2 separate regions of the Homo sapiens genome follow, and region 1 is linked to region 2. The links are chromatin loops, found by intact Hi-C in ENCODE. Cell type or tissue: Calu3. All regions are shown on one strand. Links, peaks and the distances in the headings refer to the core of each region. The heading gives the core; the rest is flanking DNA.

Evidence for each region. Peaks named below come from ENCODE experiments on the same cell type or tissue, not always from the same donor. Only the 100,000 strongest peaks of a DNase experiment are listed, where the experiment ranks them.
Region 1: it touches region 2 in a loop (2.6-fold over the local background); 6 of 110 quality-filtered maps call a loop at or near these places.

The regions. Positions count from the first base shown.
Region 1 is chr6:47,695,378-47,703,377 of GRCh38, reverse strand. It overlaps ADGRF4 (adhesion G protein-coupled receptor F4), which reads right to left and starts at 4,798. Exons shown (of 10, transcript NM_153838.5): 1 at 4,584-4,798. It also overlaps the pseudogene ADGRF2P. In Calu3, for the core only: no CTCF peak of the experiment used is centred there; DNase peaks (open chromatin) are centred at 3,067 and 4,737.
Region 2 is chr6:47,648,802-47,660,141 of GRCh38, reverse strand. It overlaps the pseudogene ADGRF2P. Among named protein-coding and RNA genes, the nearest start is that of ADGRF4, 44 kb to the left of the region's middle. In Calu3, for the core only: no CTCF peak of the experiment used is centred there; DNase peaks (open chromatin) are centred at 3,711, 6,251 and 8,381.

The DNA of each region.
Region 1 (8,000 bases), core at 1-8,000, 45 kb before region 2:
TGTAGCTAAGGCCAAAAGCCAGAGTCCTCTGCAGAGAAGAGCTTAAGGATTCTGAGAATGAAGAATTTAAAATTTTATTAAAAGCTTTGGCAGCATAATTTATCCTCCTAATTCATCCATGGTTGATATTTTATAGAATGTAAAGGAGGAAACACACATCCTTAGATCTACCACTGATAAAGATTAATAATTAAAGTGAATTGGAGTTTATCAACATTCCAAACTGAAAAGTTTCAGTAAACACAAATATAGTATCTCTCCAGCACCTAGCACATGTCTATATGTAGTGAGTGGTCTCCTGAAAGGATGAGGGAAAGAAAAGAACAAGCATGCAAAACCTAAATATTAAATTAAATGTAACAAGAAGAGTGAGAATTGTCCAGATGGATATAAGCAAACCATGGTCAGTACCTAAAGAAGAAGCTTTCATATGGGAGCCTGATGGGGGCTAACTCACCCAGGTGAGGGACATACCAGTTTCTGGTAAAGAGTGGACAGCCAGTGCTAGATCCTATCCTATGTGGAGAATCCAGACTTGTTCCAGGCATATTCTCCTTAAATTACCTTTATTCCATTTATTGACTTCTGGTTCTACATTCTGTTCAGTTTGTCAACAAAATTGTGTATTCTCTTATATTCTCTATCTTTATAAACCCTCTGTGTATGGTGGCAGAAAAACACTTTGTTGGGAAGAGACGTCTCCATTTAAATCAAGATTCTAGTACTCAGTGAGGGGAAACAAAAACAGCAAGCAGTAATTGTGACAGAATAATGCTGGAACAAGACATATTTATGTTTGAGGTTGATGCATATTATCCACCATTTGTTTGTCAACCATTTGTAGCAGGCACAAAAAGGTTAAAGAAAATGGAACAGAAGAAAAATTTAACCTTGAAGGCATTTATATAGACTGACCTAATTTTCTTTGAATTCGGGGAGTGGGACTGCTCTACTTTTAGTAGGCAAACAACGGAGGCTTTTGTGTCTACTGTATTTGACCAAGGCCTTGTGTCCTCACATGGGTTTCTGTGGAAGACTGGTCTCATAAAAGCCAAAGGGGTTCCATGGTCATATCAGTTTGGGAAACGATGGGTAACACCACTGCCCAACTCCCCCCAACACACACACAGACACACACACAAACAGGCATGAACACATATCAAAGGTTCTGAGATTTCTTGTAGTAAGAAAACTGTTTCACCCAGGATTTACCAATTCACTTGATAATCAGAAATTCTAGGCCAGGCGCAGTGGTTCACGCCTATAATCCCAGCACCTTGGGAGGCCAAGGCGGGTGGACCACCTAAGACCAGGAGTTTGAGATCAGCCTGACCAACATGGTGAAACCCCCTCTCTACTAAATACAAAAAAATGAGCCAGGCGTGGTGGTGCATACCTATAATGCCAGCTACTTGGAAGGCGGAAGCAGGAGAATCAAATCGCTTGAACCTGGGAGGCAGAGGTTGCAGTGAGCTGAGATTGCACCATTGCACTCCAGCCTGGGCAATAAGAGTGAAACTCTGTCTCAAGAAATAAAAATAAAAATAAATAAGTAATCAGAAATGCCTTGAGGAGTTTCAAGCTGCTATTCCATCACAATATGTTATCTTGGAGGAAAACACATTAATCTATCCAGACTTAGGCTACACATGTATTTGTTGGGCATCTACCTAATGCCCGTCACTGTGCTGATATGTTCATGGGAGCTCTTTAAGTCATTCACAGCAAAGCTTGGGTGACCACAAGAAAGAAATCAGTTTCAGAAATGAAGAATTAAAAAGTGAAAGAGAAAACAAGAAGCAAAAGAACTCTTGCCTGAGGCTATCTGTGGCAAGAAGGTAAATAAAGGGTTAGTCATTTATAAATTCCCTCCAATTGCTATACTAGTCACCCAATAAGGGCAGCTCCACATCTCCTTCCCAAGGTGTCTGCAAGATGATTTATTTCAGAGATAAAAGCAACTAAGCCACCTAGAAACGCAGCTTCTTGGGACCTGAAAAAGTCACGTCGCAGGTTCCTTCTCCTCCACTTCCATAACCCGCCTCTTTCTGTGCATGATTATAAAAGTGTTAATTACCCACTATAATTCACCTTTGTTTTTCACACAGTACTAAAAAGCAATTCAAGCCTGCTGAATGGAGGCCAGGCTCCCTGCTCTAACATGGTCATTACAAAGAAAAAGATAACATTTGCTGGTCATTACAAAGAAAATAACATTTGCTGGCCTCAGAGAGTTACAGGCAAACACAGCTAGACCTGATTGTCCCAGGGTGAATGTGTCTAAGGATCTACCTCTCCATCAAGTTTACAGTAATCAGCGACTTTCACACCGCTGCCTAAATTCTAATCACAATGGGTCAACAGAGCACAACAATTTGTGCTCTTCCCCCCCAGAGCCTGAGAGAAATTAGGCCACACCTAGTGAAATAGGCAAAAAAATGTAAACACCTGATGTTTCTCTATCCTCAGCACCCAGCAGAGGATAAGATACAGAATAGACACTCAGTAAACATTTGTTGTATAAGTGAATGAATTGGGAAATGATTCCTGCAGAGTGACATCAGCATCTGAAGTTTTTGCTTTAAAATCATGAGGCAACTTTTCTATCTCAGAGGGTCAGGTGAGCACGTTTGCAACTCTAGATGATTTTGGAACCTGGTGACTTAAGTAGATGCCAGTCCTACTGTGGACCTCCTCTTTATTGTACTGCCTGGAGCCTTATGTGAAAAAAGAATTGAGCAGGAAATAATGCCATGCCAGGTTAGGGATGTCCGCCATGGGCACAAGAGGGTGTCATAACAATGCATGTGTCTTTTTCCACACTGTCTCCATAAGTCAGAACTAATAAAACCCTATTTCTCCAGACAGACCCAGATGACCCCAGCTGTTCTGAAACACCATCTCCTATTTGTCCCATCTTGCTTGTACCTGGAGCAGATTTTCTGAATGAGTTGGAATTTAAAACTACAGTGAGTCTGTCTGGGTACTGGAGCTTCTTTCTGAAACATGCCAGATGGAATTGTAGGGGATGACTCACACAGACTGAGTACTCCCTACCCGTCTGAACACGCTGAGTGCGGCCTGACATCAGGACTCCCAAAGAAAATTTTAAAAGGTCAGCTGGGAACTGTAAGTGTAGTCAGTCAGGAAGGAATGCATCAGAAGGTGTGATCTCGCAAACCTGTTCATGCAAAACACCCTAAGGTGAATGGCCAAGAATATTTGTGAATCAAGGAAATACTTTCCCAAAGGGTTCCTCTCCCCGGAACTGTACCACAAGGTGAGAGGGAGTGCCTCTTCTCACTTTTTTGCCAGTCTTCAAGGTGGCAATTCGCCTCTTACTCCCAGGCCAGACCATTGTCTGATGGGAACAACCAATCCAAAGAGGTTAACTAGAGGGCAAGGAACCTAAGAGTTAAGTGACCCACATTTTGGGGGGGGGGGTGTGTCGTCTGTGTGTGTGTGTGTGTGTGTATGTGTGTGTGTGTTGTTCCCCTAATTCTATAACTGTCTGTCTGTTTCCTCTGTTCCAGTAGTATAATTAGAACTCTGATTATAACATCAGATGGATAAACGAGTTGTTTATGTGTTTAAGACCCAGTATCTCTTGCCCTCATAGCAGAATCTATTTAGTTACCCTTAGAGTTCTCCCTTGCCATGGAAGAAATGCTTCACATAGAGCCTTGGGGGAAAGAAAGATAGAAAAGAACTATTAGAATCAGAAACATCTCATCTTTAGCTACTTTAGATGGCTTCCAGCCAATCTGTTTGTAGCCCAGCATCTCTTCTAAAAATTGGAATCTGGATTCAGATTCTGATAGGTTTCAAGAATCACATAATTTCAGAGTTGGAAGACAATTTCAGAGTTAGAAGACATCTAGATATCTCACCAACTATCTTGATACTTATAAAATTTTAAAGAAATTTATACGCCCAGCAATTGCCTCTGGTCCATGAAGAAAGCTCATGATGTGCTGACACTGAAAAACAAACAAACAAACAAATAAACAGCACCTAATGATGCAACACTTTAGACCTCTCACAACTGTCTTCAGAGTATAAGGAATATAGACCTTCAAGTAGCATAGAATTGGCCACTTGAAACAAGGGAAGATGCCTTTGCAAAAACGTGTTTGGCAGTAACTGGAGAAATGTTTTTTTAAATTGATACAATGATAGCTTTTTCAGGCTCACTAAAAGAAGAAACTAATCAAGAACACTTTTAAAACAACATCCAGCTTTACATTCAGTCTAAAAGACAGGTATTGAAATTTATCAAGCAAGGGGACAATGCAGGGACAGTGAGTTTATTTGCCTGACAGGATACTTTGCATTTTCACTCCTAGGAGTGAGCCATTAAAGCCTGACAAACAACTCTTAAAGAAAAACAAACGTAAAAGAGGCTTAGGAAATACTCCAACCTTGAGCTAGCCAATTTCTAAATCATGTTAGAGAAGTTTCCAGAAGAATCAAGCATTCCAGAAAATACCATCATATATCACGCATTTCCCCCTCCTGGAATATGTGCAAAAACAAGCCTTTCTTCAACAGGAAAATGGTGCTGGTGTAGGACATCTACTCACGGCATCCAGGAAGTAGATCTAGCAGCCCAGAGGTGGAGAATCACCCAGCAGGAAGGTCAGAGCTCAGCTCCCTAGCATGATGCCTCACCATCACGTGGCACCTCCCACGGTCCCTGGTCAGTGGCTGTGATCTGTCTTCTCCATTTTTGAAATGGGAGTCCAAGGGGCCCAGTGAGAACTGACTGCCTGTTGCGAGAAGCCGATCTGAGAACTGTAAAGTTACCCACAGTTTCAAGGCTTGTGCAAGTCTGTGATTCACTCCACTATGGGTCCATGAAGCACGCCTAAGAGAAATTACAGGTTTCTCCTGTCTGAAGCAAATCCATTAAAGTGAGTCACTTGTTTGTCTTTCAGTTCTTCATCCTTATCTCAGATGATTGCATGAGACTCTGCTTGCATCTGCTGCACTGGGATAATTGGAAGGAGGGTGATAAAATGCAAGGTTATGCCACTATTGTTGATGATTTTTAAAGGCTGATACTTTTTTTTTTTGCCTGTTCTGATGTTGAACTTGGAGGAAATTGGCTGATAAACTGGTGCATCAATTGTGATCTAATTCCTAACCTAGCAACAGAGAGATTTCTGTTTTATTTTTGTAATGACCGGGACAAGGAGTTCTCACTGAGCCACTACATGACTGTGGTAATTCAGACACAGAAGACACTGTGTCCACTTGTGGGGAATGCACACGGTTTGACTTTGGACAGGGGAGCCAGTTTGCATTGTTCTGCTAACCACCAAACAGTCCCACACATCCTAGTTCTACTGTTGTCTACTCACAGGCCTTCCTTCCCCAAAGATCTAAAGCAAACCCTCATTTAGATATTTCCAGGAGAAATGTGGACAATAAGGAGAGGTAAGTGAGGAGGCAGTTTTGTTATGGGTTTTATAGCAATGAAGGTCAAGGAGGTGCTGTTTATGGAAATGGGTCAGCTCCATTTAGGTCAGTAGTTAAGAAATGGCTCATTTGGGAAGTGGAAAAGCCAATATCAAGCCATTGTGTAATCAAAGGACTTTTTATTGCACATATTTACCGAACATACTCTATGTACAAGGCACCATGCTCTGCACTATGGGCATACAAAAGTGAGTAACACAGTGAGTAACAAAAGTGAATACCCCATTCCCCAAAACATATACATATGCACACAAAAAGACCAAAAGGAAATAAACAATATAACACAAAAGTGAAGGACATAGATTATAAAATTACAGGAAATCAGGTGGGGAGAATCAGCGCTTCTGGTTGGACCAATCAGGGAAGAATTCTTGAAGAAGGCAGAAAGTGAGGGAGAGCTCAGGCACACGTGCAGTGAGCAGATCCCTGTGATGTGTACTCTTTCCTGGCCAGGTAACTGTGTATTATGACCACAGTAATGAATGAAAGGATTTTTCAATGGTAAGCTCAACAGATTTTGCTGGCTGATACCCCTAATGTTGAACAGACCAAATCAAATGCTTAACTCTTTAATTTGGAAGTCAGTGAACTAGTTCCCATGAGGGTGTCTTCAGCCAAACTTATGCATGGGGTCATGGCTGTGTGTTTGCTTGTGTTTGCATGTGGGTGGGTGGGTTCATGTATTCACAGGACTCTAATTTAAAAAAAACAACTAAAACTAACATGTGAATTTGAATGAGCAATTATTATGAGCCAAGTACTATACTACTTTACCTACATTTATCCACTTAAAGTCTCAGGGATTTAAATGGCTTTCCCAAGAATCATTATGTATTAAGTCTGATACTTAAAAATCTGCCTTGGATACTATCAGTACCAATTTCTCCTAGAGTCACCTGACCAAATCACTTTCTTGGTGCGGTGTCAGCAGGAAACTGAATGTGTCTCTACCCAGGGTCATCCAGAGTCAACCTAATCCATGCAGTTCCTTGACATTTTTCAAGATGGTGTAGAGTGGGCTTTGGGATGCAGGAGAGAGGGCATAGCTTCTTCCAGGAATTCCCAAATAATTCCAGAGTTTTTCTCTAAGCATCCTTGGGGTTTCTTGGTTAATGATGAAGCTAAGGTGGGGTTTCTTTCCAACCATCCTGTCTCAGGGAGTGAGTATAGCTGAGTAGTGAGTACTTCCATAATAGATGTGACTGCTCAAGACACAAAGCAAATGCTAGGCCAATCCCTCCCTCTCTCCCTAGTGCTCAGAGCTGTTATCTGTGAAATGAAGCAATTGGAGTTCATCTTTTATAAAATTTGTCCAGAGTTACCATCCTATAACTATATTTGCTTCATGAAATTCCATTTTCACTTCAATATATGGACTCTGGGTAAGTGACATCTCTTTGTACCTAAGCCTGCATTGAGGAAAACCAGGACTATGTCTATCTCACCCCTTCTCTTGAAAAGAACATACAAATCTATTGGTAAATGGTAAATTAAAACCACTCTCTGACTTTATTTGTGAAGGATGCTTTTGTTGTCCCAAGATAAGCAATGCCATTTGAAAAATGACTATTTCTCCAGGTTGATGCATTTTTTTTAACTTCAGATTGATGCTTTTTGTCTGCTCAAACTTTCCTACTTATAGGAAGATTATTTGTAATAAGAAACAAAGAAAGAAAGAAAGAGAGAGAGGGAGAAAAAAAGAAAGAAAGAGAAAGGGAGAAAGAGAGAGAGAGAGGGAGGGAGGGAGGGAAGAAGGAAGGAAGGAAGGAAGGAAGGAAGGAAGGAAGGAAGGAAGGAAGGAAGGAAGGAAGGAAGGAAGGAAGGAAGGGACTGCACTCATACCTAAGGTGAGCCCCACTTTCTCCTTTGTAATGAAACGTCATCAATACTGACTTCTTGTTGGGATAATTAAAGGCTGCCCATTGCCCCTTTGCCTTCATCCACTAGTTAGATGCTGCTGCAGTCATCTATGTCCTTGCTTTGTAAAGAGGTTTTTTTTTTTTCCTCAAAGAGCTTCTACCTACAATACTGTTCTATCAGGTAACACCTGGTTTGAATGTTGAATTTGTTTACATACAGGTTAAGAAAAAGAGCAGCTCTGAATTGGAAATGTGATATTTCCTCTCTCCAATCCCAGGTATCAAAAAAGCATATTGTTGGTGAGGATTGACCTTACATTGTCAGTGTAGGCAGAAGATCTTTCAGTGTCTATATGGTCTTGAAGAGGAAGTACAGGGCTGGGAGCCAGCACACTTGGGTTTCTACCTCTGGCTCAGTCCTCGATTAGCATTGACTCACAACTCCAGACTTCCATCTCCTTAACTGAAAATGGTCATCTTTCTGTCTCAAAAGCTCTATGCTTTTCCCCTTGGTTCATGGCCAAGGAAGTTGTATCTAAGCCTAAACCAAGTTGACAATCCAATCTATTTAAATTTGAAAAAGTGGATATACTGGCAGTGGATTCCTTTTGAAAAAAAAAAATAATCTGCAATGTCCTACTTAGAGTCAGCCCAACTCTT
Region 2 (11,340 bases), core at 2,079-10,078:
CCAAGTACCCAGAACTCAATTCCCACCCAGGCTTTTGTTCTTGTACAAACACCTGGCTTAAGAGGTGTTCCAATTACTAGAAAAAAGATAGGTATTTCGGGCAAGGAAGAAGAGTTTTCCTCCTGGTTTGAGAAAGGGAAGAGGTTATATAAACTCCCTAGGTATCAGCTCCCGTACCACGGAATGCCTGTAGAAGTGAGAAGACATTCATGGGTGACTCAGCGTGTGAAGAGAACTGAATATATATGGAACTCAAATGCCTTTGAGACCCAAGGCATTAAAGACCATCATAAAATGTCTCCGTGCCCAAGCTTGCACAGAAGGGATAGTGCCACTCTCTTCCAGCTGCAATGATGACTTGAGACTGCTTTAGACTCTCCAAATTCTTCCTAGATCCTTGGCAGAAGACAGCCTCTCCAAACACAACGCCAAGATGGAATTTCCTCAAAAATATTTGTAGGAAATCAAAGGGCAGTAGGGAGGACTCGTTCTATTAACTGATTTATAACTGATTTAGAATCTTTGAGGAAATGTGATATTTTAAAAGCCAGATGTGTTATGAGATAAAATGTATACCTGCTACAAATAGAACATTATGCCAAGCAGTGACCTTCATAGTATTTGCTAATATGCATCACCTAATGCAGAGCAACTTTTACAACTTCCTACTCTAATATGGATAAGATTTTTGTTTTTGTTATCAAACATGTTAATTTGTATTTTGCGATCCAAAACTTTCAGATTAACAAAGACCAATTCTCTGTTATTCCATTCTTTTGAAATAGATATAATTTGAAAAAACAGCGGTCATAATAAGCAATGGCTTTGTCTTATCAACAGCTGGATGTTCTCAAATTCAGCAGTTCAGGACTCACTTTGCATTTCTGTTAGAGGAATACACTGGACTCCTATTATCATTATTACATTTATTTTCCTAACTACCCCCTCAGCCCACCCATCCCTGTCTGGAAACTGCTTACCCATCCACATTTCCTGTGTGTGCAGCCAGCTGAACAGTGTACTTGGTCAGAGCTGACTGCATTAGGGGATGGCAGTTGATCCAACTGAACCCATCCATCCTCACCCCAGGAATTTTGAAATTTGGACAAGAAGAAAGAGATGGGACTCACTCTCTTTGTCAAGAGAAGCTGAAAAACCCAGCAATCCATAGCAGTGATTTCCAGCTTCAATCGTACATCGGGATTCCCAGAGGAGCTTTTAAAATATACTAGTGCCTGGGCCCCACTTCAGAACCATTTAAATCAGAATTTCTGGGGCTGAGGCTCAGACACTAATACATTGCCCCAAACTTTTTATCTTGAATAATTTAATTACGACTGAAAAATGGAAAGAATAGAACAGTGAACACTTAATATCCCTTCACCTACATTGTGCTGTTAACATTTAGGATAAATGGTCTTTTAAATTCCACAGATGATATTCATATACAGAACTGAGAAAAAACCCTAGGTGATATTAATATGTGATTGAGAACGACCTAACTGTAGAAAGAAGGACAGAGCAAAAGGAAGCAGATGCACCAAGAGGGGCAAAGATCATAAAGAGAGTCCTGAGGCCATTCAGACCCCTGTGTCTCATGCCCTGTGTTCTATGAGATCTCCGAGTATTACTAAAATAAAATCACTTTTGGGGCTTTAGCTAAGGAGTTGTTCATTGCAGTCAAAAGACTCAGGAGTTGTTCATTGCAGTCAAAAGATTCAGGAATAATAGGCAGAAGCAGTAGGTTCTATAGCCTCGTCCCTAAATAAAAATAAAATCAGGGGTTTTACTAGCCTGAGAGATGGCTGTTATGTTAAAAGAAATATATAAAAATAACAAACCCGGAAGCCATCAATTCCCAAGATAATGGGACTGATAGATCATTGCTAAACTATGGTTTTTTGGAAGTAGCCACTGTCTCCTGAGGTAGACTGTTTCCCACTAGTGAATTAAATCAAATCTCACACACACAACAGCAGTAACAAGGAGGGGAAGGTGGCTGTGGGCCTGGTCTGCCCATATCACCAACCCATGTCACTGACATGGGTTAGAATTACCAGAACATGCTGATGATAAAGAAGACTGATTTTCAGTTGGTTCTATTATCTTTTAGACATGTTTAGAAATATTATTCTCTATAGGAACTGCACCCCGTTAATGCCTGAACCCAGGGCAGGTGACTTCCACTGACAACCCCTGTGCTGTCCTCCCATGTCCAATTTTAGAAAGAGCAACCGGTTACCAGGCCTGGTAACTGAATCCCCTGATCTCATTATCTGTGAATAAGAGGTCTGATTTCTGTTCACAAGTTTCTATTCATTTTTCAAAAAAGACAATGATGTTGTAACTCTATATTATGCAAATATTATTAGAACAGAATTGTGGCTATATTATTTTAGGATACCATCTCTAAGGACATAAAGTACAAGTTTTGCAGTCTTTTAAGGCTAACCACTTGCCCAGAAATATATTTGAAATTATGCATTTGAGCTACCAATAAGTGGATTTTTTGAAACTATAGGACTATGAATGAATTTTGAAAGAGGAAACGTAATAAACCAAAAGTAATGTGGGAGAAATTCAAGCATCACTTTTATCTGTAAGTTCACTTTAAGAGGGAAAAACACATTTTGTCAAATTTCAAAGGATAAACAATTTTAAGCAAAACTAAACTTTTAAAATTCATATTCAACAAATACTGACAAAGAATCAGAAAAAAGAAAGGAATGAAGCATCAATTACACTATTTTAAAGAATAGTATAAAAAACAATGGAACTGTAGTTACATCCCCACAATACAAAGAATGACACAATGGAGACAAGCTTAAGAACCCAGAGAAATCTCCCCAAAGTCTGCCTTCCTCTTGAGAAAGTATCATCTGAGAAGAAGAATGTGTAAGGCCAAGAGTTTTCATTGCCATAGGTTAGTCGTTGGTGCAGGATTTTTTGAGAAAGTACAAAAATATTACTCAGTTTCAAGAAGGGTTTGAGGCTAGTGATGCCTTCATAATAAGCCAAAATTGTAGATAAAACATGACAAGGTCTGATGAGGGAAAATAATCATAAAAATGTTCATTAACTTCTGCATTTACACCTAGTACCTTGGAGATTATCAGAAAAAAAGGTTATTTATAGGTTCCCATTTCCTGTATTCTGATCTTTGGATAAAATTAGTGGAGCACAGAAGAACAGAGAAGAATAAATGAAAACAAAAATATTTTTATACAGACTTGTGCTCTTATTACGTAAAGTGCCTTAAAGTTAATAAATTCCTTCTTATTCACTGTACATGTTCCCTTATTCACTGTATAAATTCACTTATTCACTACATATGTTATTAATTAAACCTCAAATTACCAAAGCCTCACAAACACAAAATCATGAGTGGCTGCTCATCTCTGAAATTCCTCTCCAAAGGAAGTCACTGGAAGGAGAAGGAGGACCTGGGACTACTCACTGTGGCTGGCCAAAGACAAACTCACCGGCAAATTTGCCCCACTCCCTGGCAGCTGGAGATATGGGCATTACTGGCTCTCTTCTGTCATACCTTGCTACAAATCACAGGCTGGGCTCTTGTATGGATGAGAGTCAAGTTAGCCCCGAATGGCAGCTCCCCAGGCTGGACCCTGCGGTTCCCATAGGCAGTCAGCCCCATGTGCAGGAGTGCTGCAGCCTGACAGACAAGTCCTGCATGGGAGTAGCTCCTGCAGTGGGAGGGGCAATGCACTGGAGAATGGATGAGTCACACCAGGTGACAGACGCGGACTCTCACAAAAAGCAAAGGCTCCTGTCTTGGGCAAGGGATTTAAGACTGTGGTGGCAGCACAGGATGTGTGATGCATGGCTGTAGCTCATTTGTTCTTACAAATCAGCCTGAGCCTAAAGATGAAATTTGGAAACCACAAGTGCCTCTGCTTGGGGCTCTGGTACTAGCTGGCTGGCTTTCTGGTTACTAGGATTATGGTGGTATGGTTCCCTAATCATTCCTATCGGTCTCCAGTTGCAAACACAAGGTAGCATTGTGATTCCTCACCTCCTTGTGGTCAGTGGGGCATTTAAGTAATTCTGCATGGTGCCAGCAATTCAGAATAGTAGTTACTCCATGAGACTGGGTCCCTGAGTGACCGTGATAAGAAGAGGTCCCTGCTAACACATGACAACCATAAGAAAGGATTACTTCTTACTATTCTTACTCCCTGAGATTTGGGAGCTATTTGTCACCTCAGCATAACCTACCCTATACAAGGACAAAGACTCTCAAAAAGCAACATGGTCAGTGACATATCTTTTTTTAAATTTGAAACACTCAAAAACTCTTTTTTTTTGTATTTATGAACTTCTTAGCTTCCCCAATCCCATGTTTGAAAAGCTATATCTATATTTATCTAGAGTGTGGCATTTTTCAAAATCTTCACGAAGTTCTCCTAATATACTGAAAGGCACCCCTTAATTTTAATCTCAGCATTCCCCCTTCCTCATTTTGTTTCCTTAGCTAGTCTTGATCTTCTAGGAAGTGGCCAGGGAAGGATGGGAAAGTTCCCAGCTGCTGTGAGTGCTGTGCTGCTATTTTTCTCTAATTCTAGGTCTGTGAATCCCCTTGAGGGCTGAATAGTACCCTCTTGAAATCCACTCAAGTCTGCTCCTCAGATGGGAAAATTCTATCTTTTAAAAAATATAGGTTGGCCACAGTGCCTCACACCTGTAATCTCAGTACTTTGGGAGGCTGAGGCAGGAATGCTTGAGGCCAGGAGTTCGAGACTAGCCTGAGCAACATAATGAGACCTTGTCTCTACTTTAAACAAACAAACAAAAAAAATTAGCTGGGCATGGTGGTGCACACCTGTAGCCCTGGCCACTCAGGAGGCTGACATAGGAGGCTCACTTGAGCCCAGGAGATTGAGGCTACAGTGAGTGGAGATTGTGCCACTGGACTCCAGCCAGGGTGACAGAGTAAGACCCTGTCTCAAAAAAAATTTATATATATATATATATATATATATATATATATATATACACATACACACACACACACACACACACATATATATACACACATATATATACATATATATATACACATATATATACACACATATATATACATATATATATACACATATATATATATGCTTTATTTTTTAGAGTAGTTTTAGGTTTACAGCAAAATTGAGGCAAAAGTACAGAGATTTCAAAAATATCCCTGCCCCCCCATACACACAACCTCCCCCACTATCAACATCTCGCGGTAGGTGATGCATTTGTCACAACTGGTGAGTCTACACTAACATGTCCTAATCAGTCGCATTGTCATTATTTATACACAAAATGCCCAGTGTGCCATGCATCTGTGGATATATCAATTTATATAAAATATGACCCCTAACCTCCCAGAGTTCACACTTCTAGTTGGAAGAAGAAAACACATAAATATGAAAAACATACAAGATCTTCTCTACTAATAGCTGACACAGTCACTCCCAACAATGGAGGAGTTGATGGAGGCTGGCCTGGTCAGGAGTCACTTCATGGAGAATACAGGGACAGACCAGGCCTTAAAGGACACGTCTGATTTACACTGATGAGCAACGTTTTGGTAGCAGGAGAGACTTGTTCAGTAAAGGTTTATTGAGCATCTACCAGAGATCAGGAATGTAAAAAGTGGAAGTGTTCTTGAAGATCATCCAAGCCCAGCCCCGCACAGCACAAATCAGGAAGCCAACCCAGCTATTATTTCCAGAGCTGGGACTCCCAACTTTTGAAAAGGCAGATGCTTGTACTGGCCTAAACCAAATGAAGCAGGGCTCCCAGCCATGGCTCCAGCCTCATCCCCGGTCACTCTCTGACTCACACATCATCCTCTGGTGATGCTGTACTGATGGCTTTCATCACATTGTTTCAAGCCTCCAAGCCTTCATGCCTGCCGTGTGTGCCCTGTGCCTAAGGGACATCCTTGCCACCTCTGTTCCCTGGCTGACTCCTTGTACTCAGTCAGATTCAACCTAGCTGTCTTAAGTCTCCTCCACAGCCCTACGTGAAACTGAGTACCGGTCCTTTTGCATACATCTGCCTTATTGCTGATTTTGTAATGCTAGAATCCAAATCATCCCCTCTGCAATCATCTCCACGAAGGCTGTGGCCTGCCTTGTCCTGCTCATCTTGCTCCAGCCATACAAACTGGCTCACATTTCTTTTCCTCTCCACTGGCCTTTGCTATAGCCTGAAAGCCTCCGCCCCTCTCTACCCATAACTTCACCTGGCTGACTCATTCTCGTCCTCAAGTGCCTCTTCCCCTGTCAGCCCTTCCTGGCCATCTACTCTGGCCTAGCTTCTCCCTTAGTGCCACCATGGGACATGGTGCACAAGACCGGCACCATCTCATCATCTAGGTTTTAGTTTAAATGTCATCTCCTCAGGGAAGCATTCTCTGAAGTGGCAATCATTATTTACCTACCCCAGTCCACACTGCCTTCTTCCTTGCCCAAAACTCAGATTGGATGACCCATGATTATTTTGAATGAATTGTGGTAATATAGATCTTCTTCGCTGGTCACTAAACTACATGTAGGCAGGCCACCATTTCTGTTCGATGAATTTTAGGGGGAAGTCTGCTAGGGGGTGTGAAAGCTTCTAGAAAGAACCTTTCCCTGATAATTAAAACAGCTACACTAGGAAGAAAAAATGTTATCTTGTCCCCATTCTCCCACCCCTTTTTCTCTTCTGGCTTTGGAAATTGAGAGGGTGTAGTATCTGCAGCTATGGCAGTCATTCTGCAGCCATGAGGAAAACATCAATGTGTTGCAAATGGGGGAACAGAGACATGGAAAAACTCTTGATCTTTGATGACATGACTGAATTACTAAATCCACACTGGGATCAATAATCTCTGCGCTCTTAAAATATATAATTAATAGCTCGAGGGCTTAAGCCACTGTTAGGCTTTCTGTTACTGTGGCCAAAATAGCTTAATTTGGCCAGGCTCAGTGGCACACGCCTGTAATCACAGCACTTTGGGAGGCTGAGGCATGTGGATCACCTGATGTCATCAGATCTGACATGGCAAAACCCCATCTCTACAAAAAATACAAAAATTAGCTGGTCTTGGTGGTGCACTCCTGTAATCCCAGCTGCTCAGGAGGCCGAGGCATGAGAATCACTTGAGATTGTGCCACTACACTCCAGCCTGGGCAACAAGAGCGAAACTCCGTGCCAAAGAAAAAAATATATAGCTTAATTTATACTCTTAACATTCAATCTAAGGTAACACCCGTCATTCTCTATAACATTTCACTGTTTTCCTCAATCTATCACTAGTCAAAAGTATCATGTTTAGTGGTGTGCTATTGGTCAATTGATGTATCTCACTAGAAGGTAAGGACCACGGAGGTAGGGACTTTGTAATTTTGTCACTGCTGTATTTCTGTCACCTAGAACAATGCCTGGCACTCAGTAGGAGTCCAATAAATATATGTTACATAAGCGATTGGATGAAAGAATACTTCTGTTGTCAATTCTTTGTTTTTTAAATCAGACTGTGGGCTCTTCAAAGTCAAAGAATTCATATTGTATTTTTATTTCCTCAAAACCCAATAGACTGCTTGGCATATAGCTGGTAATTATTAAATGTTCTATGAATGAATACACATGTTCCCTATCTTTTCTTCAATAGTCACCCAGCATATGACTCGTGGTCATTCAGTATTGGACATCTATTGGAAAAGGTGATTGATAAAGGAATTCTGAACTGTTGTTTCATGAGTATTTAGCTTACAAGAGAAATTTATGATATGATCTTAACCTGGCAAAACATCTTAGAATAGCCATGTGGACCAAAATTGCAGATTAAACTCTTCCAGTAATGAATAGCTGATCTCCACAGGAGGCAATTTTTCTAGTCACATTGCAATTGTATTTTTCCCTAAGTAGGCCAAAATATGCCTGTTTGTTATTGACAGCTACTGTCAACTTTACAGTCCTCTCTCAAGTTTATTCATCTTTAAAACCCAAACCTGAAACAAATGCCCTCTCCATGTCCGTACACAAGCAGTTGAATTTGGCAGGTATAAAATTACAGAACAAAGCCATCTACCATGCCTCATTCACCGTAAGGTGCCATTGATTATGATATTCCCATTGTTTTATGAACCATAAAGAAAACAACGGTGGCAATTAAACTATGAAACAATGCGAGGAAACCAACAATACTAGGAAACTATGGAACAGTGCTAGAATGCATCCCAAATTCTGAGGTTGAAACATGTGCATCTTAGAATTGATAAAATATAACATGGTAGTTTCACTTTAAAATAATAAATACAAAATTCCACACAGCTGGTCAACCCTGATATGATTCACTGGCCGGCTCGTTTTTCCATGATCCTGGATGACTAATTACATTCATTGGCTCTCCTCAAACGGTTGATGCAACTCTTCCCCAGCCTCACCTAATATTTTACAGAGAAAATCAAAGCCACCAGATGAGGATTTTATCTTCTTCTCGCCCCTAAACCCACGTTCCATCTGCATGTGCTCCAGCCTTCTCCTCCTTCTTTCCTGTCATGTGAGAGGGAGTCTCTGTCGTCCTGTCAAAATTAGTCCCTTCAGAGGAGCTCTGTCCCTATCTCCTCAGACATTCTTAAGGGCTGCATTTCTTTAGATTTTCTTCCTGTTTCCTGCACCATCAATCTCTCCCTCTACTATGGATAATGCTATTGATGTTTAAATATGCTCAAGTATCTTCCTTCCTCAGACAAAACAAAGCAAAACAAAAGTCTCCTTCGTTTTTTTGTCCTCTCACTGAGTCTGCCTCAAGTCTCTCTTCCTGGCTAAACCTTCTGAAAACTGTCCGCACAAGCTGTCTCCACTTCTATCCTTGCTGTTCTCATGCTCTTCATGCCATTGAAACCAATTGTATAAAGGTCACCAATGTTCTCCATCTTAACAGTTCTATAATTAACTCTGCCCTCATTTTGCTTGACATCTCGGCAGCACTCAATTCAGTTAACCATTTCTCTCTTTTTTGAAATATTTCCTTCTTTAATTTTTATTTTTTAAATTGTGGTTTAAAAATAATGCAAAATTTACCCTGTTAATTAAGTGTACAGTTCAGTAGCATTAAGTATATTCATATTGTTTTGTAACAGGTCTCTAGAACTTTTTCAGGCAATACTGAACAACTCCCCACTTCCTCCTCCTCCCAACCTCTGGCAACCACCTTTCTACTTTCTGTTTCTGTGAATTTGACTACTTTAAATAACTCATATTTGTGGAATCATACAGTAGTTATCCTTTTGTGACTGGCTCATTTCACTTAGCATAATGTCCTCAATACTAATTCATATTGTGACATATGACAGGGTTCCCTTCTTTTTATGGCTGAATAACATTCCATTTATATATCTGTCACCCTTTCCTTATCTACTTATCTGTCAACAGACATTTGGGTTGAGGAAACACCACTCTTCTTAAATTTGTATGTACCTCATTTTACTATTTCCTGTATGATCTCTTCTCTACCAGAATTCTAAGTGTTGGAGCTTCTTAGACCTTCTCCTCATCCCTCCTCCCCTCCATACCCCATTCCTCCCTTCTCTCCTCTCTCCCTTTCCCTGGAGGAGCTCACCCACTTCCACAGCTTGGATGTCCAGGCCACACTTCTCTTCTAAACTCCACATTCACACGTCAGCAAGTCCTGTGGTTTCTACCTCAAAATATATCTCACATCTGTCCATTTCTTTATACAGTCATGAGCCACAAAACGATGTTTCAGTCAATAGACTACATATATACTGGTGGTCCCATAAGATTATAACACCTTATTTTTACTGTACGTTTTCTATGTTTGGATTTGTTTAGATATACAAATGGTTATCATTGTGTTACAGTTGCCTACAGTATTCAGTACAGTAACATGTCGTACAGGTTTGTAGCCTAGGAGCATAGGCTATATCATACAACCTGAGTGTGTAGTAGGCTATACCATCCAGGTTTGTGTAAGTGTACTCTGTGATGTTTGCATGATGACAAAATCTCCAATGACACATTTCTCAGAAAGTATCCTCATTGTTAAGTGACACATAACTACATCTCCATCCAGTCCCAACCATCTTCCTCTCTGGCCTGTACTAACACAAACACTTTCTAATTGTTCTCTCTGCTTTCACCCTTACCCCCTTTCAATCTGTTTTTCAGAAATCTTGTAAATATATATTCAGTCACATGGCGTCACAGATTAAAAACTATTCTCATTACACTTAGGATAAGATCTGTGTGCCTCATGTGGCCTGCAAGGCCCGCCTGACGCAAGACCTGCCTGCCTCTTCACCCTCCTCCTGGGCCTTTTCTACCTCTGTCCATGCTCAACCAAGTATAAGGGCTTCCAATCAGCTCCTGAAACTTACCAAATGCCTTTCTACCTCAGGGCCCGTGTATAGCCTGTTTATTCTGCCTGGGATCACTGTGCATATCTCGTTCTCCCCAGCCCCTCACCTTACTGCTTTCTTCCACACACACACCCCACATTCTTTGTGCGACTGGCTATTTCTCCTCTCCAGGGTGCAATAAAAACTAACATGAGGAAAGAGAGCCTTAGGAAAGTGTGGATCTTGCCTCGTGTGACCCTGAGACTGAGGGCTTCCTTCAATGCTGTGTCATAGGCCCCACCTGCCTCACCCTAATCCAGCCTTGCTTCTCTCTCGGGTCTTAGCTTCAGTACCTCCCATGGAGGCCTTCACTGCCCATTCTCTCTAAGAGGTCTCCCCATCCTTCCAACCCACCAACTCCATAATCCTAAATTACTGTGCCCTGTTTGACTCCCTTAGTTCATGTATCTCTATTTATAATTATTTACACAGTTGACTCTTGAACAACATGGGGGTTAGGGGTGCCGGCCCCCACATGCAGTCAAAAATTTGTATATAACTTTTGACTCTCTCCAAAACTTAACTACTTATAGCCTGCTGTAGACCAGAAGCGTTACCAACAACGTAACAGTCAATTAACACATATTTTCTATGCTGTATATATATATTATATACTGTATTATTACAATAAAGTAAGCTAGAAAAAAGAAAATGTTATTAAGAAAATTAAAAGGAAGAGAAAATATATTTCTATTCACTAAGTGGAAGTGGATCATCATAAAGGTCTTCATCTTTGTTATCTTCACACTGAGTAGGCTGAGGAGGAGGAAGAGGAGGGGTTGGCCTTCCTATCTCAGGGGTGGCAGAGGCAGAAGAAAACCCAAGTATAAATGGGCCTGCACAGTTCACACTTGTGTTTTTCATGGCTTAACATTTTGGGATTGTCTCTTTAGCCTCCCTCTCCCAGGAAAATAAGAGCTGT